2 separate regions of the Homo sapiens genome follow, and region 2 is linked to region 1. Evidence: read pairs that join two places in POLR2A ChIA-PET (ENCODE). Cell type or tissue: HepG2. All regions are shown on one strand. Each heading gives the region's core, and the rest is flanking DNA. Links, peaks and the distances in the headings are about the cores only.

Region 1 (9,776 bases), core at 1,777-9,776:
ACTTCCATTCCCATTCACAGTAGCCACATCCTCCCAGGCTGGAAGCTCCCAAGCCCCTGACCTGCTGTGCTCGATCAGCCACTGAGTTCCTCCAGCCTTCTTTGAGGTTCCTCTTCTCTAGGTCACCTCCCAGCATTCCACGTTGCTGTTCTAGTCTGACACCTCATTGCCTCTCGCTTTGATGCTGAGTCTGGCCCCACTATTTGGCTGGCACAAACACCAACTTCATCCGCTAAAGAAGTTTTCACAGCCAATACCAACGTCCAAGGGCTCTCAGGCCCTCTAAAACCGGCCTTCCTCAATCTGCTGGGCCATTCTTCCCCACCCACCCCTCTCGTCAGGCTGCTAGGCAGAGCCAGGCCAAGCTGATCCCAGGTCTGCACCCCACCACGCCCTGGGTGAGGGTGTCTTTCCTCTTCCAACTGTGACCCCTTCCTTCACCCCTCCCCCTCCCTGTCCTTGTCCCCAGGGCCTCCCAGCCTCCCTCCACTGCAGACCCTTCTGTACCCCCAGGCCACAGCTCTACCTGTCTTCTCCCGTACACCTTGAGCACCCAGGTAGGGCACAAAGGAAGAAAGATAATGGGGTGAAGATCCAGGTGAGGGGCTCCTCTGAGGGGAAACCCTCCCTGTGAGGAGGAGAATTGAGAACTTGAAAAAATACCCACCAGGTTTCCCCTGGGAATTGTCAGCTGCCAAGAACAAAAGTTTCCACGCTGTGAGATAACAAGGAAGGAGTGCACACAGGAAGGTGAGCACACAGGACGGCTCGGGAGCTCACAGGACGGAGGTCTCTAAAGCAAGAAGTGGACGGGGTGGAGGAGGGAGTGAGAAATAAGAACACTACCCCCAAGTGAGCAGAAAAGCCGCCATCATACCGGGCATGCTAACTGCTCATCTCCATGTCTCCTTACAGTGGAGGAAACAGGCACAGGCAGGTTATGTAATTTGCTCAGTGTCACACGGCTTGTGAGTGGTTAAGACCATATCCTGATCATGTCTGGACTCTCAATTTAGTGCCTGGAGTACTGCTCCCGAATGCTGAACTCTCACCCCCAGGACACTAACTCATCCATTCATCCTTCCAGGGACACAGGCATGAAGGCAGCTCATTTCCCACCAGGACAAGCACCCTCTTTTGGCTGGCAAGGAGACAAGAGACCCAGCCTTCCCAGGCTCCAAGCCCATAGCAGGAACAAAATAACTCTGACCACTGGTCCACGTCTCCTCACCAAACTCTCTGTTCTAGGAGCTAGGGCCCCGACCAAGGACAGAGACAAGGCTTAGAGACAGAGCAGGAGAGGCAAAGTTGGCAAAGTTCGGGGAGGTGCACCCCTACAGTTCTTCCTAATTCCCCAAAGTGGGACTGGCCGACTCTGCCCACAGACTCCAGCCATACACGTACTCCCTCTCACAGCCTAAGCCCTTGCTCCTCCTACTCTCTTATCCCAGGGGTGTCCTCCCCAAAAGTTCAGTTTCCCCACCAGTTATCACCAGTCTGCTCAAGCAATACAAAAGTTACATTCATATTTTTGGCATTTCCGGGGCTCGTTGCCATCTCTGCAAATGCTAGCACAAACACAAGCATACCTAAAACCCAATTATATTACAATGGCTCCAGTCTGGGCCGGGCTGGGCTAATTTCTAACTCACAAATAACTTGGAGGGAGGGGCTTTCTGCCAGATCAGTAAATAGATGTGGGACTATAACAAGTGCTGGGGGTGAGATGGGGTGGAGGGAGGACAGGAAGAGGGGCAAGGGTTCACAGAGGCTGTGGCCACCCAGTGAGACGCCAGAGTTATTCTTCAAGGAAACGTAATGCCACCAACACTGAGTTCAATTCTAAGCTGGTTCCCCTGACAAAGGTCTGGAACTGGTGCTAAGGAGAGGGTGAGTTATGGTGGCTTTTAGTAGAGCAACGACCATGCGCGGCACCATCTGTGTGTGGACTTATTTTGGACTCGGTTGGGGGAGGGGATGGCCAGATCAAAAATGAGGACAAACCCTAGCTGCTCCTCCATTTTTGCTTTTGGTGATTTGCTGGTTCCCGCTGGAAACTTCACGTTATTTTAAAAGAATTAAAGGGGAAAAATTATACATGAGATCTACATGATATTAAAGGTGACATTCTCTGCAAAGAAACACGACAGACTGTCATAGCTCCAGGCACCTAATTTAATTTCCTTTGGGAGTTAAACCTTAGAAGGTTGGATTGAACAAACAGGCCCTGTTCTTTGTATATTTCAGACCTGGAGCTGAGAATGTTAACAGATCTTATCAACAGGACACTGGAGATAGACAGCTAAGATGGGGCAGCTCCTGGGAGCTCTCCCGAGTAACAGACTTGCCCTTGTGATGCAACTGTGGGAAAAGCCTGTGCAGTTCTGGGGCTTGGCACTCCTGAGGCTCACTGGGTCCCTACAGAGCTGCTTGGCTCTGTCACGAATAATAATGGGAATGGTGATGATAAAAATGACAGTAAAAATGGCCAATAGCAGAAGCAGTACCTCCACCATGTGCTAGGCGCTGTGCTAAGAGCTTGATCAGTGTCATTTCATTGAATCCTTATGGCAGTTCTGCTAGGGAGGTGACTATCATCCCCACTTTGCCCAAGGGTAGGTACCCAGAGGAGACAAGGCTCTGGACTTTTCTTTTTATTTTTTAGATGGAATCTCTTGCCCTATCGCCCAGGCTGGAGTGCAGTGGTACAATCTTGGCTCATTGCAACCTCCGCCTCCTGGGTTCAAGCGATTCTCCTGCCTCAGCCTCCCGAGTAGCTGGGATTACAGGTGACCATCACCATGTCCGGCTAATTTTTGTATTTTTAGTAGAGATGGGGTTTTGCCATGTTGGCCAGGCTGGTCTTGAACTCCTGACCTCAAATGATCCATCCGCCTTGGCCTCCCAAAGTGCTGGGATCACAGGCAAGAGCCACCACGCCTGGCTCAAGGCTCTGGACTTTAGAGGAACGGCTATCTGATCTCATGGTGATAGAGGATGCTCTTTTCCTGTCTGGGGAAGACACCCCAACTGTAGAAGCCTATATAGATGGGGATAACTTCTCTGTCTTCTGATGAGGGAGGTGAAGGTAGCTTTGGTTTTTACCAATGACCTGGAAAATCAGCAGTCCCAACCTCCACCAGCCACACATTTCCTGGCCACCTGCTCAACTTAAGAGGGCTAGAAGCCTGAGAGTCACAGACACTGCTAAAAAACCAGACTGGCCAATGAAAAGGAAGGCAAACCAATGCCCAGAGATGGTTCCCAAGTGGGGACGGTGGGGCAAATTCCCAGGCCAGCCTAGTGAATACATATATCTTGACAGTTCTCTAGCCCAGAAAGTAGCAGTAGAAATAATATTGATAACAGCACTCACTGATATTTGCACTTACCAAGAGCCAGGCAGAAAACACTTATGTTTGTACACAAACAGCCCTCAGAGGGAGGAGACCCTCTAGTAAGAGAGGAAGACCCTCAACCAATCTGAGCAGCACACTCCCCTGGGAAGCTTCTGAAAATATGGCGATGCTAGGCCCCATTCACACTTCCTGAATCAGAATACTCTGGGGTAAGGCCAAGGCCCATGCTTTTTTTTTTTTTTTTTTTTTTTTTGAGACGGAGTTTTGCTCTTGTTTTCCAGGCTGGAGTGCAATGGCACGATCTCAACTCACCGCAACCTCTGCCTCCTGGGTTCAAGTGATTCTCCTGCCTCAGTCTCTCAAGTAGCTGGGATTACAGGCATGTGCCACCATGCCCAGCTAATTTTTTTTTTTTTTTTTTCTTCTGAGACGGAGTCTCACTCTGTCACCCAGGCTGGAGTGCAGTAGCATGATCTTGGCTCACTGCAAGCTCCGCCTCCTGGGTTCATGCCATTCTCCTGCCTCAGCCTCCCAAAGTGTTGGGATTACAGGCGTGAGCCACTGGGCCCGGCCAGGGGCTGGAGTTTTGTCTGCTGTTTAACAGCAGACAAACAAGCTGGGACTACAGGCGCCCGCCGCCATGCCCGGCTAATTTTTTGTATTTTTAGTAGAGACGGGGTTTTACTGTGTTAGCCAGGATGGTCTCGATCTCCTGACCTCATGATCCGCCCGCCTCGGCCTCCCAAAGTGCTAGGATTACAGGTGTGAGCCACCGTGCCTGGCAATTTTGTATTTTTAGTAGAGATGGGGTTTCTCCACATTGGTCAGGCTGGTCTCGAACTCCCGACCTCAGATGATCCACCCACCTCAGCCTCCCAAAGTGCTGGGACTGATTACAGGCGTGAGCCACCGCACCTGGCCAGCACTTGTATTCTTAAGTGGTGCCCCAGGAGATCATGGTGAGGGGCTGCTGGGGAAATACTCAGGCCCACAGGGAAAGGGGGTTTGGGCACAGGCTTAACCAACAGGGGTGAGTTGGTGGCTGTAGCTTCACCACCATCAAACGGGCTGAGCTGCGAGGGGGGCAATGGATCTTGGTTACCCCCAGTTCCCACCTTTGGCCAGGGAGGGGGGCTTGGAATCTAGGCCAGCAGCTACTCCAGTGGGCTCACACCAGCTGCCTTAACCAGCTTGGCTGGGTGGTGGTGAGGGAGGACTGTCAACAACCTCCCAATTCCCCAGGCCCCAGCAAGTTCCAGAAAGGAACCCGAAAAGTGATCTTGTGTCAGTGCCTGCCCTGGGCAAGCCAGGCTGCACTGCAGGCAGGGGCCCAGCTGCTGCAGATCTGACGCCGATTCAGATGTCTGTGGTCAATGATATTTCTGAGTCTGCAAAGAGTGGCTGACAATGCCCACTCCTTCCCTTTGGTATGACAATCCACACTTTGTCCAGGGCATTGTTTGTTCTTCATGTTGACACGTTGTACTTGCTTCCCAACAAATTTGGCTTTCTTTTCCCTCCCTTTCCTCCTCTCAGGGAAGGAAATGTGTTGTTTACAGTGGAAGAGCCTGCCAAGGAGCTGCTCTGGCACCCACGATGGCAGTGGAGGAGGCAGGGACGGGGAAGCAGTCCTGTCTGCATCCCTTCCCTCCCACCCCCACTCCACAGGCCAGACAAAAGCCAGAAAACAGCCTGGAGAACACCCCCAACCCAGGTCAGGGACAGAGGCGTGTGGTGCGGCAGGTAGCGGGCTGCAGTTGGGGCACAGGTCTCGCTCATTTCCTGTTCTTAGTGGGCGGTGAAAAGTTGGCTCTGGTGGCCAGAAGCGGGCTCAGACTCCTGCTCTGGCTGTGGGCTGCCAGGGACACAGGGCGGCATCACAGTCCTTTCCTACAAGGGAGGGTACTTCCCCAGGCGCATTGCTGGGCTCTAAACCTTAATGGGTGTCCCCCTGGACAACAAGGTCTCGGGGCAGTCCAAGCAAAGGTCTCCAGGGAGAATAAGTATGCCTGGGTTCACCCGTGGAAGGAGGAACAGTAGAGGCACCAAAGAGGAGGTGCCCAGGGCATGGGCTGGGGATTCCCAAGTCATCTTCTACACAATATCCAAATGGGTAGCAGAAGGCAGGGCTTGCCCAGAGGAGAGCTCGGCAGCACCTTCCCAAGCCTGGCCTGGAGCAGCAGAGCCCACTTGGAACAGCTGCTGGGCGTCTTCTCCCACGCCTGGGGCTTCCCATCAGGACTGGCAGAGAATGGCTGGGACTAGGGGCGCAACCTGGGTGAGCTGTCAGACACCACACAGCTGAGAAAGCATTGCGGGGCCTAAAACAATATTCTCATATTTGGTGATGTGACCCCTATGTGACCGCTGGGGCTGAGACTTATCCCCCTTCAGATCAACCCTGGCTGGGGACGGATGAACAACTCAGCTCTGGGCCGGGCTCCCGCTCAGAAGACTAACAGCCCAGTGTTGACAGGCTCAAGGGAGAGAGGCTTGTTAAAGCCACCAGGATGAGGAATGCTGGGGGAAGGAGGTGCAGGAGCAGACCTTGGCAGGCCCCCTCCCAGGGTCTGAAGAGCCTCCTGCACAGCCCCGGAATTGGCTGATAAGCTTTACAGTCTCAGCAAGGATGAAAACAGCAAATGGCAGGGCAGACGGAGTCAAGGTGCTGTTCTCCAGAAAGTGAAAGCCTGTGGAACTGGAGCTGGCTTCCTGCACCCCCAGATCCTCCATAAAGCAGGGAGTGTCCACTGTGCTCCACCTGGTGCTGCAGACAAGCCCTGCTTTGCCACATGCTGGGGCCCTGACTCTCCTGGGTCTGGACTGATGGGGGAAGGCTGTGGAGCAGGTGGGTGTGGAGGCCTGTCTGGGGCCATTCCACAGGCTCCGGAAAGGGGCTCGGGTTCCTAAACCTTCTGCCTTTTCCTCTCGGCCTCTCCTTGTCACTCTTCCCCCTGCAGGATGTCTCTGCCACGCTTTCTCCCAAGAGATAACAGGCCTGGGCTGGGCTGGTGGCCAGAACAAGGTGCCAAGGCTGGGAGTGAGGGCTTCCAAGGCTGCTGTAACAAAGTCATCCCAGCCCCTCCATTTCAGCTGGGACCAATGGGAGAGTTCCGGCAGCAGTTAAGAGAACATAAGACTGGGTCTCGTCATGTCCTGGGTCTATTGGATTTCACTCCTTCCTACTCCTCTGCCTCCAATAGGCCTGGGCACACAAGGCCCAAGAAGACACCTCGGAACCCTGGGGGTGCGAGCAAGAGATGCCTGCAGGGAGCAAGGGTGGGCCTCTTTGTGCTGGGGTCCCCTCCTGAGGGACCTATGGCTCTCCTTGGCCCAGTGGAGTGGCCCTCACTGGCGACTGCAAGTCTAACCCCAGGCCTCTAGGAGGTCCTGCAGACTCCCAGGGAGACAGCCAGCCCCAGAGGGAGATCTAGAGGCCCACAAGTAATTACAAGCCCAGGTTCCCACAAGCAAGGGAGCTGCCTGTGACCACAGTGGCAGGACCCTAACAGGGGCGGCTGGCTGGCAGTCAGAGGGAGAAAGTGCTGACTGCCTGGCAGGGGGAGGAGGGCTGGTGTGGGTGTTGGCTCCACTGCTGAGAATCCGGCTGGGGGCAGGGTCAGAGGGTTTCCCAGGGCTCCTTGGAAAGGGCCTGAGAAACCCCTCGGTGATCAAGGGTGGGTGCTTGGGGTGTGGGGCCTCCGCCAGCCTTCCCAGGAGCTCTCCTGTGAGCCGGCCCCGTGGTGGACCACACTAATGAGCCCATAACACAGGCCTTTGATTGAGTAGCTCCCAGCACAGCAACTTTATTGAAACATGCCGAGGCCAGCAGCTCGTTCCCACCGCGCCCCGGTTCCCTGGGCAACAGCCCATGGGAGGGGACCATGTGCTGGGGAGCCAGCGGGTGCTGGGCCTCAGGCTCGCTGAGGGGCTGCCAGGGAGGTGAGGGGGTTGTGGCACTGGGAGTGGGAACCCCGGCAGCTAGGGGGTCAGGGGCTTGGGGAATTGGGGTTGGGTCCGAAGGGCATTCAGGGGACTGAGGGGCAATGTGACATCTGCGAAGTCCTGTGGGGGCCAAGGTTCTTGAGCTGCTGAAAATTGGAGATGCTGACTACCCTCTCCTCAGGGCAGAAAGACGTTCCAGGACGGGAGGGCAGAGCTCCGAGGATAGGTTCAGAGCTGAGGATGTCAAACATAACTGGGTAGATTCTGCAGTTTGGGGAGGCCCCAGTCCCGACTGTCCCAGGAAAACGTGCTTGAACATTACACACACACACACACACACACACACACACACACACACACACACACACGCTACCTGAGGACACTTGGGAATGATGACCTGTGAACTCTCAGGGGCTTGTCCTTACCTCCAGCCTCCTCAGCAGCTCCGCCCAGGAGACAGGCCTGCTCCCTCCCTGTTCTCCACAGGGGCAGACGCAGCAGCCCGGGACATGGCTGGGGGTAGGGAATGGAGGGAGGCCCTTTCCACTTGTGCTGGGCTAATTTCAAATATTACACTTCAGAGCTTTTGTTACAGTAACTACCAACACCACATGGACAGAAATCTAATGTTACCAAGTGGGACTTTTAAAATGTATTTATAACTTTATGGTTCAAAGTAATTTTGTTATGAAACGATATAATAACAACAGTGGAAAAAGGCAAGATAATTTATGGAACACAATATCCCTAAAGCACTAGCTTCCATTTCTATCTCGGCTTAGTCTGGGGAGTGTGGTTGGTGTCCTTTGTTTGCTGTTTGTTTTAATTAAGGGTTGTATTTTGGTGGTGGCGGGAGAAGAGGGGCCTGGCCTGAAGGAGGAGAAATTCTGTAGACATGCAGGGACAAAAAGTGTGTCTGTATTGACTACATATGCTTCACAGACTCCCCAGACTGGGTGAAACTCACAAACCTAGCATCATTCTCTTCCCCTCTACTGTAATGCTGCATGCCTCTCCAATACATTCACAAACCAGGTATGGCCACCTTTAGGTTTAGGGTCAGGTTCCCTTTCTTGATACTTGCGAGCGAGGTGAGGTTAAGGGTTCAATCCTCTCCCCACCCGCAACAAACAAATGCCAAAAAAGGATGCTGTCCCTCCAAGACACTCGGGAGTGTGGTGGAGTAGGTTGAGCACCTGTTAGAGACCCGGGACGGGGTGGGGACTGGAAGGAGGCCTATGGCTCTGAGGCCCTGGTACCCTGCTTGGCAACAGCTCTGAAGCTCGCTCCAGCCAGAAGAGCAAAGGAAGGACAAAGTGCTCCGGATAAGCCAGCAGGTCTCTGGTCACACAAACTCAGGAGGAACGGGAGGGCTGTCAGATGGGGGTAGGCTAAGAAGGGGAGGCTCTTCCCACTGAGGCCTGCCCAGCCCTGGTCCAGGCACACATGCCACTGTCTGAATTCTGGTGGGATTTCCATGTAGCCATTGGAGAGTGGCCTCCACACATCCTCCCATCTTGCTTCATCCTTGAGTTCTTGTACCTTGGTTTACCCAAGGTGCAGAAAGTCTTATATCCCTCCAACCTGGATTTCCACGGGGAACCAGAATTACCAAGAGCCAGGGCCTGGAGAGTTAACACTTGTGTCTCAGGTGACAGGGGGAGAAGGTCAGGAAGTGCTCCTAAGCTGCTGGAGTGGGTAGCAGCATCCACACTCCATACCTACACACAGGCCCCAGGCCCTGAATCCATGAGGCATTCATGACCAGCCCCCCAGGAAGGGGTGCCATCAAGAGCTGCCAAGGGAGAAGAGGAGGGGTGGGCAAGGAAGTCTATGAAAGGAAGGAGGGAGAAGAAAAAGGGCCTTCTCACTTGTAACCAGGGTCCATGAGCCGCGTAAGGATGCTCCTCAGTGGCAAAGGCGCCTTCCACTCCCGTGGAGACAAACGTGATGGCCATGTCACCTGTGATACTTTTATATGTAAAGTGCCGTCCATGCAGGAGCCTGCCCCTGGAGATGGGAACATGGAGACAGTGAGGAGCTGGGCTTGGAAACAGTTCCAAGCACAGCAGGCCTGGCCAAGGCTCTGGGACAGTGGGGACTATGGTCCGCGGGCCAGGTAACATGCCCTCCTGGCTGCCCACCTGCCCATCAACAGGGGACTGTATCCAAACACGCTCATTTCAACACCTTCAAAGAGAAGCTCCTCTCACAAGTTCTCTAACATCATCCTTCCAAAGTGCTCAAAGCTAGCAGAAAACACTGAGTTCAAAAGCCCTGCAGAGATCCTGGAGCTCACCTCCCTTAGGAAAATTGAGGGCAGAGAGGGAAGGTAGCAATGTGCTGAAGGTCATGCCCAGAGGTAAGAGGGGGGTCACATCCCCCCTTAGGGGACGGAGGTGAAGTAGCGTCTAGACAAGTTTCCCTGGGACGATGGGATAGTGCCTCCGCAGTGGGACCCTTCAGTGTCCA
Region 2 (16,905 bases), core at 8,437-16,436, 250 kb before region 1:
CTTATTTTCAATGGCTCAGCAAATAAATATATATATATATATACACATATAAACACACAAACATGGAAAAATGTTCTCAATTGCTGAAATATAGGTAATGCCTATGTGGGTATTCATTGTACTATTAACTTTTCTGTATTCAAAAACTTCTTTTTTTTTTTTTTTTTTTGAGATGGAGTCTCACTCTGTTGCCCAGGCTGGAGTGCAATGGCATGATCTCAGCTCACCTCAACCTCCACCTCCCGGGTTCATGCAATTCTCCTGCCTCAGCCTCCAGAGTAGTTGGGATTACAGGCACCCACCACCACGCCCGGCTAATTTTTGTATTTTTATTAGTAGAGATGGGTTTTCGCCATGTTCGTCAGGCTGGTCTCGAACTCCTGACCTCAGGTAATCTGCCTGCCTCAGCCTCCCAAAGTGCTAGGATTACAGGTGTGAGCCACCGCACCTGGCCAAAAACATTTTTATAATAAATATTGAGGGCTGGGCACGGTGGTTCACGCCTGTAATCCCAGCACTTTGGGAGGCTGAGGTGGGCACATCACTTGAGCCCAGGAGTTCAAGACCAGTCTGGGCAACATGGCAAAACCCCATCTCTACAAAAAATACAAATATTAGCCAGGTGTGGTGATGAGTCTGTAGTCCTAGCTACTCAGAAGCCTGAGGTGGGAGGATCGCTTGAGCCCAGGAGGTCAGGCTGCAGTGAACTATGATTGTGCTACTGCACTCCAGCCTGGGTGACAGAGCGAGACCCTGTCAATAAATAAATAAGTATTGGGGAAAAAATGCTTTTTTACTCCACTTGAAACACACACATACATTTAAACACACACACAAACAAACCAACACCAGAAAAATGGGAGGCAATGCAAAGTCAAGAAAAGATAGCTGGAGCAAGGGCAAGAGCAGAAAGAATACCAGAAGTCATGGAAATTGTTTTATTTACCTTAAATGTAAAATTGGCATCAAACATTAGTTCTTTTTCATGTCCTGTAATTCCTCCATTGTAAATAACTTGGCATCTCTTGGTTGGTCCTGTCTTAGAGTGTTTGAAGAGGCGAAATGTTGCAGAAACAAAACGACAGTCACCTAAAAATAGAATTTATTCACGGTTCATCTCCAGCACTCCCCCAGTTGTTGCCTTGCTCAGCAGACAAGGAGCAAACACGTTATAAAGATGATTTTCTTCCTTGCATGTCATCAGTTATCTTTCTGAGCACTTCACTCTATTTACTGAATGACTTCAAAGTGCTTTATTAAATATCAAAATTTTTGGGGGGTTACCATTGTACAGGAGGCAAGATAGCTATTTCCAGATAACAGAAAGTATCCCTCAATGAGACTCCTTCAGAAGTTACTTACTAATCACCACATTTCAATCATTCAAGCTGTAGTTATAATAGTCCCTGCTGTCTGTCATATCTTACCGATAACTCTTTCCAGTTCCTTGTTTTGAATTGTAATGAGATTGGCAGTGACCAAACGTGGAGGGCAGAACCCAATTTTTTGAGCAAGGACAGCAAGTTCCTTCCAGTATAAAGCACCACCCAGACACTCACCTAAAAAACAAACAACAACAAAAAACCACAGACCAGCCAACACTTAATACAGTATTAAGGGAACTATTCTTCTATATAATTAATTAGGACATGGTATTAGTTAAAACATAGATCCTAGCAGTAGAAGCTAACTTGAGCATCCCTCCAAGGTCTAGAAAGCCATGGTTAAGACTGGGTGTGCTAGCTGATGGTCTCTAGGAACCATTCTTCAGGACACTCACTGGTGGATTGGTTCTACTCAGCTGCAAGCATAATATTCATGTATGCAGTACGCCACATTCTGAAAAGCACTGTTATGTGAATAAAGTAGTATAAAAAATAAATCATAGGCCGAGCGCGGTGGCTCATGCCTGTAATCCCAGCACTTTGGGAGGCCGAGGTGGGCAGATCATGAGGTCAGGTGTTGGAGACCAGCCTGGCCAACACAGTGAAACCCCATCTCTACTAAAAATACAAAAATTAGCTGGGCATGGTGGCATGCACCTGTAATCCCAGCTACTTGGGAGGCTGAGGCAGGAGAATCACTTGAACCCGGGAAGTGGAGGTTGCAGTGAGCCAAGATTGCGCCACTGCACTCTAGCCTGGGTGACAGAGCGAGACTCCATCTCAAAAAAAAAAAAAAAAAAAAAAGAAGTTATCACTGGGTTATATGATTATAAGTAATTTTTTTAAGAGATAGGGTTTTACTATGACACCCAGGCTGTACCTGAACTCCTAGGCTCAAGCAATCCTCCTGACTCAGCCTCCCAAATATCTGGGGTTACAGGTGTGTGCCACTGTGTCCAGCTTAGTAATTTTTTCTTTTTTTTTTTTTTTTTTGGCACTTTCCAACTTGTTAACGGTACCTATTTATTATTACATAGTAAGAATAAAGTTAATATTATTTTAAGAATAAGAACTTTTGATTTCATAGACTGATGAAAAGCATGCATTTATCTCAACTTCCAGACTATTAAAATGATAATAAAGGAATAAAGAACACAATAATGATGAGAACATAAGGGGACTAAGAGGACACCAGCTTGGGAACAATTGTCCTCATTTCCACACTAGAGTTTTCAAAGTATTTTTCCCATTCTTTATCCCATTTAATCTTCATAACAGCCCTATAAGGCAGATTGTATTATTATTTACATTTTACAATTTGGAAAACGATAACTCAAAGAGATGAATTAAACTATCCAAAGCCCTATCACTTTTGAATGGCAGAGGAAGAATGGAACCTTGGCCTCATGGCCTAACCCCATGTGATCTCATATAGCCTCATCCTGGCTATTAGCAGAAAGGAGTTCTGCACATGTACAACCATCTGCCTTAATACTAAACTAAACAAAATCACCTACCCCATAAAACTTTGTGTGTCCTGATTTCTTCTGGCAGTTCAAGGCTCGTATAGACGTCACTGAAATATAACTCCCCACCATGCTGAAACAGAGGCATATTAGTCCAAACAAGATGATTAATGATTACATTGACCCCACATAACAAAGAAAGGAATAGGGGAACAAAATCAAATTTAAAAATCAATAGCAATGTTTAAGCTGACCCTTTGTGAACAAATAGCAGCTGCCTCTTTAGTTACAATCAATAGTCAAGTGCCAAGGTTTTTTTTCCTCCCAGTGGCTTATCCAACAGGTAATAAAATCACATTCTAAGAGTGTCTGTCTCCTAAATAAAGATTTTCAGGTTACTTACATTTAAATTTTTAGCCAATCTGAACCAAAAGCAGCCCCAGGTCATTGTAGAACAGAGGATATCATCAGTATTCATAATCTTTTATCTCTTAAGAATAGTATAACTTTGCCAGGTATGATGGCTCAGGCCTCTAATCCCAATGACTCAGGAGGCCGAAGTGGGAGGCTTGCTGGAGGAGAGCAGTTTGAGACTAGCCTTGGCAACACAGCAAGACCCTCTCTCCCATATAGAAATTTAAAAACTAGCTGGGCATGGTGGCATGTGCCTGGAGTCCTAGCTACTCAAGAGGATTGTTTGAGCCCAGGAGTTAGAGGGTACAGTGAGTGTCACTATCTGGACCCCTCTAACTCAGGAGTTAGAGGGGTACAGATAGTGACACTGCATTCCAGCCTGGGTGACAGCAAGACCCCATTTCTATTAAAAAATATAACTTTTTGTAATGTTGTTATTTACTTTTATAACAACACATTTTATCTTTAAAATATTATCCTTAAAATGTAAGGCAAATGAGTGATCAGGAACTTAACATTTTATTTAGCTAATTTCAAAAACCTGGAAACCTGGAGATCTAGATTCTATAATAGTGTTTCTACCTTTTATAAGTACATTTTTGGTGGAGATAGTGAACTGGCGTGTAAAATGACATACTAACAAAGACATCACTAAATCATTAAATCATTTCTATATAGATATTTGTATTTGAGTTCTATGACAGCTTTGTAAACCAAAAATCTCAAAAATCTGTTGTCAATTTAAAAAAAAATTTTGGCCAGGCACAGCGGCTCATGCCTGTAATCCCAGCACTTTGGGAGGCTGAGGCAGATCATGAGATCAGGAGTTCAAGATCAGCCTGACCAATATGGTGAAATCTTGTCTCTACTAAAAGTACAAAAATTAGCTGGGCATGGTGGCACACGCCTGTAGTCCCAGCTACTAGGGAGGCTGAGGCAAAAGAATTGTTTGAACCCAGGAGGCGGAGGTTGCAGTGAGATGAAATCCTGCCACTGCACTACAGCCTGGACAGCAGAGTGAGACTCCATCTCAAAAAAAAAAACATTTTTTTAGAGGCAGTGATCACACTATATTGCCCAAGCTGCACACAAACTCCAGAGCTCAAGCAATCCTCTTGCCTCAGCATCCAAGTAGCTGGGAGTACAGGCATGTACCACCCACCCAGCTAGAATCTTTTTTTTTTTTTTTTTTTTTTGAGATGGAGTCTCGCTCTGTCTCCCAGGCTGGAGTGCAGTGGCACGATCCTGGCTCACTGCAACCTCTGACTTCTGGGTTCAAGCTATTCTCCTACCTCAGCCTCCCGAGGAGCTGGGATTACAGGCACGCACCACCACACCCAGCTAATTTTTGTATTTTTAGTAGAGACAGAGTTTCTCCATGTTGGCCAAGCTGGTCTCAAACTCCTGACCTCAGGTGATCTGCCCGCCTCGGCCTCCCACAGCACTGGGATTACAGGTGTGAGCTACCGCACCTGGCTGAATATTTCATCTACTATCATGAAGATACACATCTCATGATACAATGAAGGCTGTGGAGCTCCTGCAAGCTTTCCTTTTAGCAAGTAGTTAATGTAAAAGTTCCATCTTCTGTAACTTCCCAAAGATCTGAAATCATGACAGATAAGAAATCAGAAGCCCTGAGAAACACTGTACATGCTAGAAGAGAGTATATTCAAAGCAATCATTAGTAGTCAGTGCAAAGATTCCTATAGCTCCACAGATGCTCTTCTAGGATCATGTACAGCAGCAAATAGGAGAGACAGTCAAGAAAGCAAATACCTTAACACATTCAGTGACAACTGTCACCTCGGATTTACTACCTTTTGCAACCTAAGAGGGAAAGTAATCCATATCCGGGGTATTCCTGCCCCTTCCCCCTTTTGCCACCCCTTATTCATTTAATGGATAAATTAAGAGAGTTTGAGCTCTTAGTTCAAGGGGGAACAAACAAGACTTAACCCATCAGCTCTTACTGATGTTCAAAGATAATTTATCTCACTCTCCTCCTCACCTTCAGCACCCGATATGCCTCCTGAAGCACTTGTTGTTTATCAGGCACAAGGTTAATAACACAGTTTGATCTAAAAGAGAACAGATGAAATGTCGAGCAAATCTTCACAACACTCAGAGATCTGCAAATCCTTTCAGACCCTAAAGGTGGTTCCCACCGTTCTGTCAAAGCTACCCCATTCTTACCGCCTCCCTCCTCTCTTTCTAATGCCTTCAACTAAGCTTTTCCCCAAGATCAGAGACAGAGTGCTTAAAATCTCAATAAATTGTTAGCAAGTTTGAATGTGCAGAAAATAACATCAGGCATGATTCTTACTTGTTTCTGTCCTGATGTTCACCATGTAACAAGATGAAACCTCAGACCAGATGCCTACTGCACAAGGCATTTCTTTCTTTTTTTTTTTTTCCCGAGAGGATGTTTCACTCCTGTTGCCCAGGCTGGAGTACAATGGCGCAATCTCGGCTCATTGCAACCTCCGCCTCCCGGGTTCAAGTGATTCTCCTGCCTCAGCCTCCTAAATAGCTGGGATTACAGGCATGTGCCACCACACCCAGCTAATTTTTGTATTTTTAGTAGAGACGGGGTTTCGCCATGTTGTTCAAGCTGGTCTGGAATTCCTGACCTCGTGATCCACCTGCCTCGGCCTCCCAAAATGCTGGGATTATAGGCGTGAGCCACCGCACCTGGCCGGCACAAGGCATTTCTTATGCTTCACGTAAACAGGCTATGTTCCTCAAAGGCAGCTGTCACTTGGGCATGATTTGACAATAACAACTTGAGGGAAAAAAGGAAATAGAATCCTATAATTTACCATGAAAATATTATGAAAGATACAGGTCAGCATGTATTGTAGGAGCAAACTTAGTGGTCCTGCTGGTCTTTTGGGTTCATTGGTTTGTGGTTAAGTTTCAAGTAAGTTCCCTCTTGGTCTGGTGTGTTCTGCTGCTGGTGAGCTCCAGCAGCTCAAACCAGCTCTCTCCCATTAGTAAGCCATGCTAAGTTTAGTTTAACACCCTAAATGAGAGTCAATTCAGCAAACAGTAATAGTGACATCTCTGTGTTCAAAAGGAAATGAGGGCTGAGCACAGTGCCTCACACCTGTAATCCCAGCACTTTGGGAGGTGGAAGCGGGTGGATCACCTGAGATCAGGAGTTTGAGACCAGCCTGGCCAACATGGTGAAACCCTGTCTCTACTAAAAGAAGATTTAAAAAATTAGCTGGATGTGGTAGCGTGTGCCTATAATCCCAGCTACTTGAGAGGCTGAGGCAAGAGAATCAGTTGAACCCGGGAGGCAGAGGTTATCGTGAGCTGACATTGGGCCACTGCACTCTGGCCTGGGTGACAGAGCGAGAGTCCATCTCAATAATAATAATAATAATAATAAAGAAAATGGGCTATAGTCATAACAGTAAGAATATAGACCTACACAACAATATCATGGCTCTCATTCTTGATTCCAGCCTCTCCCAACTTCTCAATGTAGCCATGAATAAAAGTCACATTAGATGCCTGGAAGCCATATTTTTCCATGTGATAGTCAAGATACTTTTCAGCCACTTCCACCTAAAGTAAGAAAAATATAGTTTTGATAACATTTTGAAAAAAATACACAACTTTTTCCTAAAAATTTCCTATCACTAACAGAATATACTTCCCCTAGATTATTTTGGATAAACATACAAGATTCCTGTGGACACGTAGGATATACTACAACCTGGGACATAAACTCCCTGCTGCCCGTGCAGTTTGGCTTGAATAAACTCCTCATTCAATAACAAAATCTTTCAGGATAGATGGCAGCAAGAAGGGAAAGATCAAAGTCCACTCTATCGTCACGATATTCATATCAGAGCAAACCTCCGACTCTTGTGTTCGCCCAGAAGAACCCCTAATTGTTCAAGTTATCAGTTTCCAAGACAGGAAGCACTAGTGGCACAAATGAGCATTGCTAACTAGAAGCTTTCTTAAATTATCCTTGAAGAGCCACGAAGAAAACAACTTTATTTTTCAAATAATGCTTTTGAGAATCTTTTTCTCCTTGTCTTCCAAATCATGCCTCACCTGGCCTTTGGTCATGTCTATTCCAGTCACGTGTCCTTTTTCACCAACCAGCTGGCTAAGTACATAGCAATCTCTGCCACTTCCACTACCCAGATCCAAAATCCAGCAGTTTTCTAGATGCTCAGGGATCACCAGACCACAGCCATAATATCTGGGAAATGGAAAACACATATTTTTTCCCTGGAGACTGTAAGACATGAAACCACTAAATCTTATACATACTTCCCTCCTCCCTCCCTCCCTCCGTTCCTTCCTTCCTTCCTTCTTTCTTGCATCATTCACTCATACTTCTGATGTTTAGTCTCCACTGAACTGGACACCCATGAAGGCTGGGACTGTATCTGCTTTACCACAGTATTGTTGGGCATGTGCTAGGCACTAAGACTTCATAAGCCATCTAAAATAATGTGTTCAGGCTGGGCGCGGTGGCTCACGCCTATAATCACAGCACTTTGGGAGGTCAAGGCAGGCGGATCGCTTGAGGCAAGGAGTTGGAGACCAGCCTGGCCAACATAGTGAAACCCTGTCTCTACTAAAAATACCAAAAAATCAGCTGGGCACGGTAGCAGGTACCTGTAATCCCAGCTCCTCGGGAGGCTGAGGCAGGAGAATGGCTTGAACCCAGGAGGCAGAGGTTGCAGTGAGCAGAGATGGCGCCACTGCACTCCAGCCTAAGGGACAGAGTGAGACTCCGTCTCAAAAATAAATAAATAAAATAAAATAATGTGTTGAATAAATACATTTAATCATTAGCTGAGCTTCTAATTCAGGCCCAGGACTGCGCTAGTTATTGAGGAAAAAATGTAAGGTTTCTGTCCCATAGGCGTTTTTTGTTTTGATTTGTTTTGTTTTGTTTTGTTTTGTTTTGTTTGAGACGGAGTCTCGCTCTGTCGCCCAGGCTGGAGTGCAGTGGCGCGATCTCAGCTCACCGCAAGCTCCGCCTCCCGGGTTGACACCATTCTCCTACCTCAGCCTCCCGAGTAGCTAGGACTACGAGCGCCTGCCACCACTCCTGGCTAATTTTTTTTTTTTTTTTTTTTTTTTTTTTTTTTGAGACGGAGTCTTGCCCTGTCACCCAGGCTGGAGTGCAGTGGCTCGAACTCAGCTCACTGCAAGCTCCGCCTCCCGGGTTCACGCCGTTCTCCTGCCTCAGCCTCCCCAGCAGCCGGAACTACAGGCGCGTGCCGCCACACCCGGATAATATTTTTGTATTTTTAGTAGAGACGGGGTTTCACCATGATAGCCAGGATGGTCTCGATCTCCTGGCCTCGTGATCCTCCCGCCTCGGCCTCCCAAAGTGCTGGGATTACAGACATAAGCCACCACCCCCGGCCTTTTTTTTGTTTTGTTTTGTTTTGACTGAGTTTTTCTCTGTTGCCCAGGCTGGAGTGCAGTGGCACAATCTCCGCTCACTGCGACCTCCGCCTTCCACGTTCAAGTGATTCTCCTCCCTCAGCCTCCCAAGTAGCTGGGACTACAGGCGTGCCCCACTACACCCAGCTAATTTTTGTATTTTCAGTAGAGACAGGGTTTCACTATGTTGACCAGGTCGGTCTTGAACTTCTGACCTCAAGTGATCTACCTGCCTTGGCCTCCCAAGTTCTGGGATGACGGACGTGAGCCACCGCTCCCCGCCGCGTAGGTGTATTTGAGAGGCGAGATAAAACATCGTGCACAGAAAACACTTCCCGTGATTTACGGACAGACCGAGTGACAGAGTGCTGTGGCAGTTTGGGGAAGAGGCCGCTCAAGGATTAGAGAAGGCTCCATGCAGTAGGTGGGACAGCAGCGTGGTGCTGGATGCGCAGGGTTGGGAAGGAAAAAGAAAAGGGAAGACCTTCCAAATTGGTGACTGCCGGCTGGGCAGGCAGTGCTGATGGAGTGAGGAAGGGAAGGGTCAAAAGGGCCAAGGTTGATTAGTGGGTGCTGAACTGCGCATATCTTGAATGGCAGATCCAGTGAGTGTGACTGTATTCTGTGAGCATGGGTAGGGACTACAGAGTGTTCACGCTGGAGGTTCTTTTTTTTAGGCAATTTTTTTAAAGTACGCATTTATTTTAGAGATGCATCTGGCTATGTTGACCAAGCTGGAGTGCAGTGGCTATTCACATCCCGGATCGCACACTACAGCCTGTAACTTCTGGGCTCACGCGATCCTCTGCCTCAGCCTCCCAAGCACTTGGGACTACAGGCTCACTGGCGCGCCCAGACTCATCGGAGGTTCTTAGAGCAGTAAGATGATGGGTGCTGAGATTTAGGATTTTTACAATAGACAAGGCAAGCTGATGGGTTGGTGGCTACGGGTTAATTCCCTAGTGACCTGCATCATTATCTTTTGGGAAAACTGCTGTTTGGGGTCTTCCTGGGGACAGCACAGGGCACTCTACCTTAGGGCTACTTCTTCGTGTACATTTTGCAAGGCTTCCCGGATGTGCTTGGGGACCGGCCTGGCTGTGGTGACACAGCCGTTGGTCTGGAGGTCTGCCGATCTCTTCAGCACCTGCCCGTAGTAGGTCTGACCCAGCGTCCCACAGTGGAGTGAGGGGTAGAGAGGGAGAAGAGCTGTGACTGCAGCGCGAGGGCTCCGTCACCACCTCCACCTCCACTTGGCCGACCTCAGTTCCCTGGAAAGGTCGAAGCCTAGACCCTGCCCTACCCCGACTCCAGGAGTCCCGGGGGACAGGGTGCGGGCCAGGCCAGACTTCCATTAGCCTAGGCTCCACTTGGGCCATTCCAGGCCCTACAGCTCTCACCTGCACGTCCTTCTGTATCTCAGCGTCACGAAGTGCAGCCACTGTCGGGAGCGGGAAAGTTAGTTGAAAGGAGAGGGTGCTGAGGGACGGGCATGAGGGAGGGGGCCAGTAAAGGGCAGGCAGCGGGCCGAGGGGTGAGGGGAGGACAAAGGTCTCGAGACACAGCTCGGGGGAGGCGCTCGCGTTCCCGCCTTGCGGGGGCCCAGGGAAGGGGCTGGGGGCTGGGGCGGGGCGCCCAGGGCGCGCACTCACTGTCTCCTCGGCCTGCGACTCAGGGCGCGCACTCACTGTCTCCTCGGCCTGCGACTCAGGGCGCGCACTCACTGTCTCCTCGGCCTGCGACTCAGGACGGCGGGCTCCCGCAGCCAGCTCCTGTGCCGAGGCCCCGCCCAGGCTGGCAGGCTTGCTCCGCCCGCCCATCCCGCTCTAGCCCCTCGCTCAGGCGCCCACCGCCTGACCCGCTGTTCCACTGTCATCCGCGCTGCTCTACAGGCTTTCCAACCAGGAGGTCGGTATCAGCATCCCCCTTGTTCGCTCCACTGCGATTTTCACGGATAAATCTCGTACTCTGATTTAAATGAACACTCACCTATATAATGATCTTCCCCCCTCCCCCTTTTTGGGAATAGAATCATCTTTTCTCGATCTGTTTTTTGAAGTCAAGTTTGTTGAGATATAATTCACATTCCGTGAAATCCATCTTTCTTCAGTGTGCAGTTCTGTGAACTCTGGCAAACGTATATACATCACCAAAACGGAGACCAAAATAGCTCTGGCCCACAAGTTTCTTCGTGCCTCTTTGTAGTAAATTCCCTCTTCCCACCCCTAGCTCCTGGGCAACCACAGATGTTTTCCCTCCCTATAGTTCTGCCTTTTCTAGAATGTCACATAGAGGGAACCATTAACAGTATGTAGCTGTTCCCAGTCTATTTTGGGTTGTATTTAGGAAAGCAACTTTGCTAAATTTATTTTCACCTATAGTAATTTTTGGTCAAGTCACATGTATTTTCCAGGTATTGTCACTTCATCTTGCAGAAAGTTTTTTTTTTAATTTTTAAATTTTTTTGAGACGGTCTCTGTTACCCAGGCCCAACCTCCTGGCTCAAGCGATCCTCCCGCCTCAGCCTCCCAAGTACCTTGGATTACAGGCGTGCACCACCACACCTGGTTAATTTTTGTATTTTTTTATAGAGACGGGATTTCACCATGTTGTCCAGGCTGGTCTCCAACTCCTGGGTTCAAGCAATCCGCCCGCCTCAGCCTCCCAAAGTGTTTGGATTACAGGCATGAGCCACAGTGCCAGGCCCAAAAGTATTTTTTGTTTTTTTAAATATGGAACACTTCACGAATTTGTATGTCATCTTGCGCAGGGGCCATGCAAATCTTCTCTATCATTCCAACTATATGTGCTGCCGAAGCGAGCACCCAAAAGTATTTTTAAATTATTTATTTTTACTTCCACAATTATATGTGTATATCTTGTTTCCCTTTGTGGTTGTAACAAGCATTTCTCTTTTTATAATTTAAATTAAAAAAAAATTTTTAGAGACAGGGTCTCAACTCTGTGGCCCAAGCTTAGCGTCACTGCGCAATCATCTCTGGATCCTTCAACTCTGGCCTCAAGCCATCCTCCCTCCTCAGCCTCCCCAGTAGCTGGGACTACAGGTGCAAGCCACCATGCCCAGCTTGTAACGATCATTTCTATTCATTAGGACAGTAAGGAAACAGGGAGATCCAAGTGAAAGGATATCTAAATGGATGAAGTAGACTCTTTCATTCATTTTTCAATCTCAGTTGCCAATAATACAAAAATCTGGTTGATATCCAGCTAGTAAATTTTCATCTTCTCTGATGTCAATTAGTTGTTACAAATTAATAGAAAGGTGGTGTCTTTTATATTTTTAACAAATTAACCCCATGGAAATAATCCTTGTTGGAATATTTCTACAGCTTGGAATATTTCCAACTAGTATATGTATAAAACTTAGTGTTTTTATAAGTATCACTTAGTTTTTGGGCAATCATAGAATGGTGAAAACACTCCTAAATATTAGTTTTCAAAATATTATCTTCATAAAATGAGCTCCTTTAGAAAAGCAGTTACCTTCTCATAGTTAAAATGATATCTTTATCTTAAAAGGGCAGATTAGTGAGAGGTCAAGGAAAGGGCTGTATCATTTTTCTCTTGTGCTTGTTTTGTTATCTTTAATTTATGGTTTACTTACAAGAATCATTTGACAATCCTTTTTTTTTTTTTTTTTTTTTGAGACAGAGTTTCGCTCTTGTTGCCCAAGCTGGAGCGCAATGGCGCAATCTCGGCTCACTGCAACCTCTGCCTCCCCGGTTCAAGCGATTCTCCTGCCTCAGCCTCCCAAGTAGCTGGAATTACAGGCATGCACTACCATGCCTGGCTAATTTGTATTTTTAGTAGAGACAGGGTTTCACCATGTTGGCCAGGCTGTCTCGAACTCCTGATCTCAAGTGATCCGCCTGCCTCTGCCTCCTAAAAGTGCTGGGATTCCAGGTGTGAGCCACCACACCTGGCCAACAATCCTTAAATCTACCTATTCACACACAGATAAACTGCAATAAAACAAACCACTGTCAACTTAAATTGAGTTACTCTCACTTTTCCTCCATGGTGTCTGGTGTGGGGGCTAATTTTGGACCAGACTGTGACCATCAATCATTCTGATTGGTCAGTGCCTCACCACAGGTTTTGTGGGGTTTTTTGTTTTTTTGTTTTACTATCACCCCTGCTAAATGACAGGAATGCTATATATCTGTATACTGCGTAGAAGAAATTAAGACTCTCACATCAAGTCATATTTTAAATATTGGCAAAAGCTTTTTTATTTTTTTGAGACAGAGTCTCGCTCTGTCACCCAGGCTGGAGTGCAGTGGCAGGATCTCAGCTCACTGCAAGCTCCGCCTCCCGGGTTCATGCCATTCTACTGCCTCACCTCCCGAATAGCTGGGACTACAGGCGCCCGCCACCACGCCCAGCTAATTTTTTGTATTTTTAGTAGAGACGGGGTTTCACTGTGTTAGCCAGGACGGTCTCAATCTCCAGACCTCGTGATCTGCCCGCCTCGGCCTCCCAAAGTGCTGGGATTACAGGCGTGAGCCACCACGCCCAGCCTCACAAAAGCTAATTTTTTTAAGATAAAAAACTAACATACATAGAAATTTTCTCCCCTACCCTTTAACAGAGGCCTGTGCACACCGTCACACATTCTATCTTGGAAGCTACTGGAGTGACAATTCCAGGATTATCCAGAAAGGCAGATTTTGGTTAATTACACAGAACCATCTTTCAAGAAGTGGAGATTTCCAAAAGGATCAGCACTCCTAAGTAAAGGATTCCCCAAATATCGGAAGCAGAAGCAGATGAATGACTGGATGATGGCTCACCTGAGATGCAGAAGCAGGGGCAAATGGATTGGATTCAGCTACTTCAAGATCCTTTCCTTTTCTAAGAGCTCTTTAGTATTATGTTGAAGACTAGTAATGAAGGTGGCACCCTTGTTTCTATGCATAAGGAAACTAACAGGTAATAGAGCCAGACTAGTAGTCAAAAGACCTACCATCAAGCTCAGTGACCTTGGGTAAGTCATTTCATCTTCCTGGCTGTGTTTTTTTCATCTGTAAAACATGGGGCCAGAATTTAATAACTTTTAAGGCCCCATACAGCTCTAATATTCTGGGGTTTTATACGACTCTTCTTCATCAAATATTATGTTGGGTTTTAAAACATACCCTTTTAAAAAATTCTTTTAGTTTTTTTGAAATAGAAAGTGTATTTTAAATGCCTTTTTGGTATATATTATAGTGACAAAAGATTTTATTATTTCTTATTAATGTAATGTGTTTTGTAACTATTACATCAACTTTGAAATTCTGGAGTTACATGAACAATTATTCAAAATATTTCTCTATTCAGTTTTCTAAGATTTTATTCGGATTTTTGCATCTATACTCATAAAAAAATCACCTACATTATCTTACATCCTCTTGCATCATCTTTCTTACATAATTTTATTTTTAAAATGAAAATCCTGTTTACTTCATTAAATGAATTAGTGTCTTATGATCATTTTCTATATTTTGGGAGTATAGGGGTTTTTTGTTTTGTTTTGTTTTGTTTTTTGAGATGGAGTCTTGCTCTGCCACCCAGGCTGGAGTGCAGTGGCTCGATCTCGGCTCACTGCAACCTCTGCCTCCTGGGTTCAAGCAATTCTCCTGTCTCAGCCTCCTGAGTAGCTGGGATTACAGGCATGTGCCACCATGCCTGGTTAATTTTTGTATTTTTTAAGTAGAGACGGGGTTTCACCATGTTGGCCAGGCTGGTCTCGAACTCCTGACTCTGTGATCCGCCTGCCTCGGCCTCCCAAAGTGGTGGGATTACAGGCGTGAGCCACCACACCCGGCCAGGAGTATATGTTCTTTGACAGTTTGGAAAAGTCTCATGAAAGCTTTCACAAGCAAATGCCATTTTAATTGGTTATTCTTAGTTTGTGGGTTATTTCTCATAACCAATCTGGAATATTCTCTGTTAAAAGTGTCAGTTTCATAATTTTTTATCTTTATAAGGAGCTGGGCATATATTAATCACATTTTTTGCAGCAAACTGATAACTCTTTTCAAATCTCATTGATTTTATGTATTGCCTATTCAATTACGAATTTACTAATTTGTACTTTTCTGGCTGAGCTGACACTTTACCCATTTAATCTACAAGAACTACTTAATACTTTTTATTTTTTCTAATTTGTTATTTTTTTCTAATTTGTTTAGTTTTATTATTTCCATTTCCATTCTTTCTAAATTCTAACTATATACCCCTTAAAAAAAACAAAAATATTTCCACTCTATCCCTAATACAGGGATTTAAAGCATGCTTATTTTCTTATAGTACTGCTTTGGTATTATCACACAAATTTTCTTTTATGGCATTTGAACATTTGTTATTTTAAAAATATTATCTTCCGGCACAACCTCTACAACTTAGACGTTATTTAGTGAAGTATTTTTTCCATGTTTTTGATCACCATTTAATTCTATGTATGTTGTTTATTTCCATAAAAAAACAAACCATCAAATAATGTATACATTTCCACCTGTTCTAACATTTCTGGCTACTTTTGTTTCATGTATTTTGTTACGATGTTCTCTAGTGACTAAATTCAGTACAAATACGTTTTCATTATTTAATATAAATTTTATCTTATATTTACTATTAAAATTTTGATTGTGAAAGGTATTATTTTATCACATACATTGTAAGCAATCACTGCTTCTTTAACATTTGTTCCAGCATGAAGAAAACTTAGACCATCCCTTCATTTTAATTTTTTTCTAACTTAAGTATTTCTTTGCTTCTTGTAATGACTGCACTTAGCTTTGTTTTCTAAATTAGTGGTCTTTTCAAAGGTACATTGAGTCCATCTGTATTTAATAATACTGCAATTATTAATACATGTTTATAGAATTAGTACATAAATTAATGCCTTTTCAGATCCTTCACATCCAGCTTTTTTACCTTAAGTTAATATCCATATGTATGAGAAATAAACGTAATCTGATAATGCTTAGTTAACTTGATGATTGGACAATAACAATATGAACTATATTGGATTCACTGTTACTTCCTCTTTATTCCTGCAGTGAAAACAATATTTTCTTATGTCAGATTTCTCTCAATCTCTTAGTCAATGAAGACCTGAACTACAACAATATAGAGTCCCATTTTAAATTCAAACAAAGATATTTAGGTTTGACAACAGACTCATGGTAATGTCATTTAAAAAGATGGATCCAATGAACACAGACAAACATCAAAGTTTTCACCATGGCACAAACCTCTGCCACAATCACTCATAATAATTCAACTGCCTTCATATTTGGCAGTAACGTCATGCAAGTGAATTTGCTGATGATTAGCAAAATTACAAAATGAAAGTCAAGGTCACTTAATCAAGAATTACAGCAACAAAGAAATTCTAGGAATGCAGGTCAAGGCAAGAGGCTGCAGCTGGCCTGATAATGATACCACTTGCCTAATGTTCATTTAGGAATTTGCTATCACAAATAAAACACGTATCTCCTCTGAGTTACTAGAACAGAAAAGGAAACAATCAGGTATTACTTATCACCATTATATGACCATGAAATTAAAATATTTCCTTAATAATGATTAAGAGAAAAAAATCATTCTCATGTGTTCATAATAGAAGCTCTATTTCTGAATTTAAAACACTACTCAGTATTTGCTTAAGTACTGAAATTTAGACAATATAGCTTTTGACATATTAAAAGTTCTATAGGAAAAACTAAGACCTCTTAATTTTGCTTTAATATCAAACTAAACAGAGCAGATGAAAAAATTCAATAAGAGCATGGGTTAATCCGATTCAAGAAGTGCTTCCAAAATTCAACCACCTCGCTTCTTCTTAGGAGAAACTGTACATCAACACAGAACTTTTCTTTTTTTTTTCTTTTTTTTTTTTTGGAGATGGAATCTCACTCTGTCGCCCAGGCTGGAGTGCAGTGGCGCGATCTTGGCTCACTGCAACCTCCACCTCCTGGGTTCAAGCGATTCTCTTGCCTCAGCTTCCCGAGTAGCTGGGATTACAGGCGCCCGCCACCACGCCCAGCTAATTCTTTGTATTTTTAGTAGAGACGGGGTTTCACCATCTTGGCCAGGCTGGTCTCGAACTCCTGACCTCGTGATCCACCCGCCTCGGCCTCCCAAAGTGCTGGGATTACAGGCGTGAGCTACCGCGCCCGGCCCTAACACAGAACTTTTCTAAC

Evidence for each region. Peaks named below come from ENCODE experiments on the same cell type or tissue, not always from the same donor. Only the 100,000 strongest peaks of a DNase experiment are listed, where the experiment ranks them.
Region 2: POLR2A ChIA-PET joins it to region 1 with 8 read pairs; 1 of 35 experiments calls an interaction of 5 or more read pairs at or near these places.

The regions. Positions count from the first base shown.
Region 1 is chr10:102,616,828-102,626,603 of GRCh38, reverse strand. It overlaps SUFU (SUFU negative regulator of hedgehog signaling), which reads right to left. Exons shown (of 12, transcript NM_016169.4): 10 at 9,176-9,314. Among named protein-coding and RNA genes, the nearest start is that of TRIM8-DT, 21 kb to the left of the region's middle. In HepG2, for the core only: no CTCF peak of the experiment used is centred there; a DNase peak (open chromatin) is centred at 4,783.
Region 2 is chr10:102,863,033-102,879,937 of GRCh38, reverse strand. It overlaps BORCS7 (BLOC-1 related complex subunit 7), which reads right to left. Exons shown (of 5, transcript NM_001136200.2): 5 at 14,977-16,905. AS3MT (arsenite methyltransferase) reads right to left here and starts at 10,468. Exons shown (of 11, transcript NM_020682.4): 1 at 10,345-10,468; 2 at 10,093-10,133; 3 at 9,727-9,854; 4 at 7,340-7,490; 5 at 6,705-6,841; 6 at 5,277-5,346; 7 at 2,903-2,984; 8 at 1,428-1,559; 9 at 947-1,089. The coding sequence starts at 10,345. It overlaps BORCS7-ASMT (BORCS7-ASMT readthrough (NMD candidate)), which reads right to left. Exons shown (of 15, transcript NR_037644.1): 6 at 10,093-10,133; 7 at 9,727-9,854; 8 at 7,340-7,490; 9 at 6,705-6,841; 10 at 5,277-5,346; 11 at 2,903-2,984; 12 at 1,428-1,559; 13 at 947-1,089. It also overlaps the pseudogene LOC124902567. In HepG2, for the core only: no CTCF peak of the experiment used is centred there; a DNase peak (open chromatin) is centred at 10,147; H3K4me3 peaks cover 1,709 bases.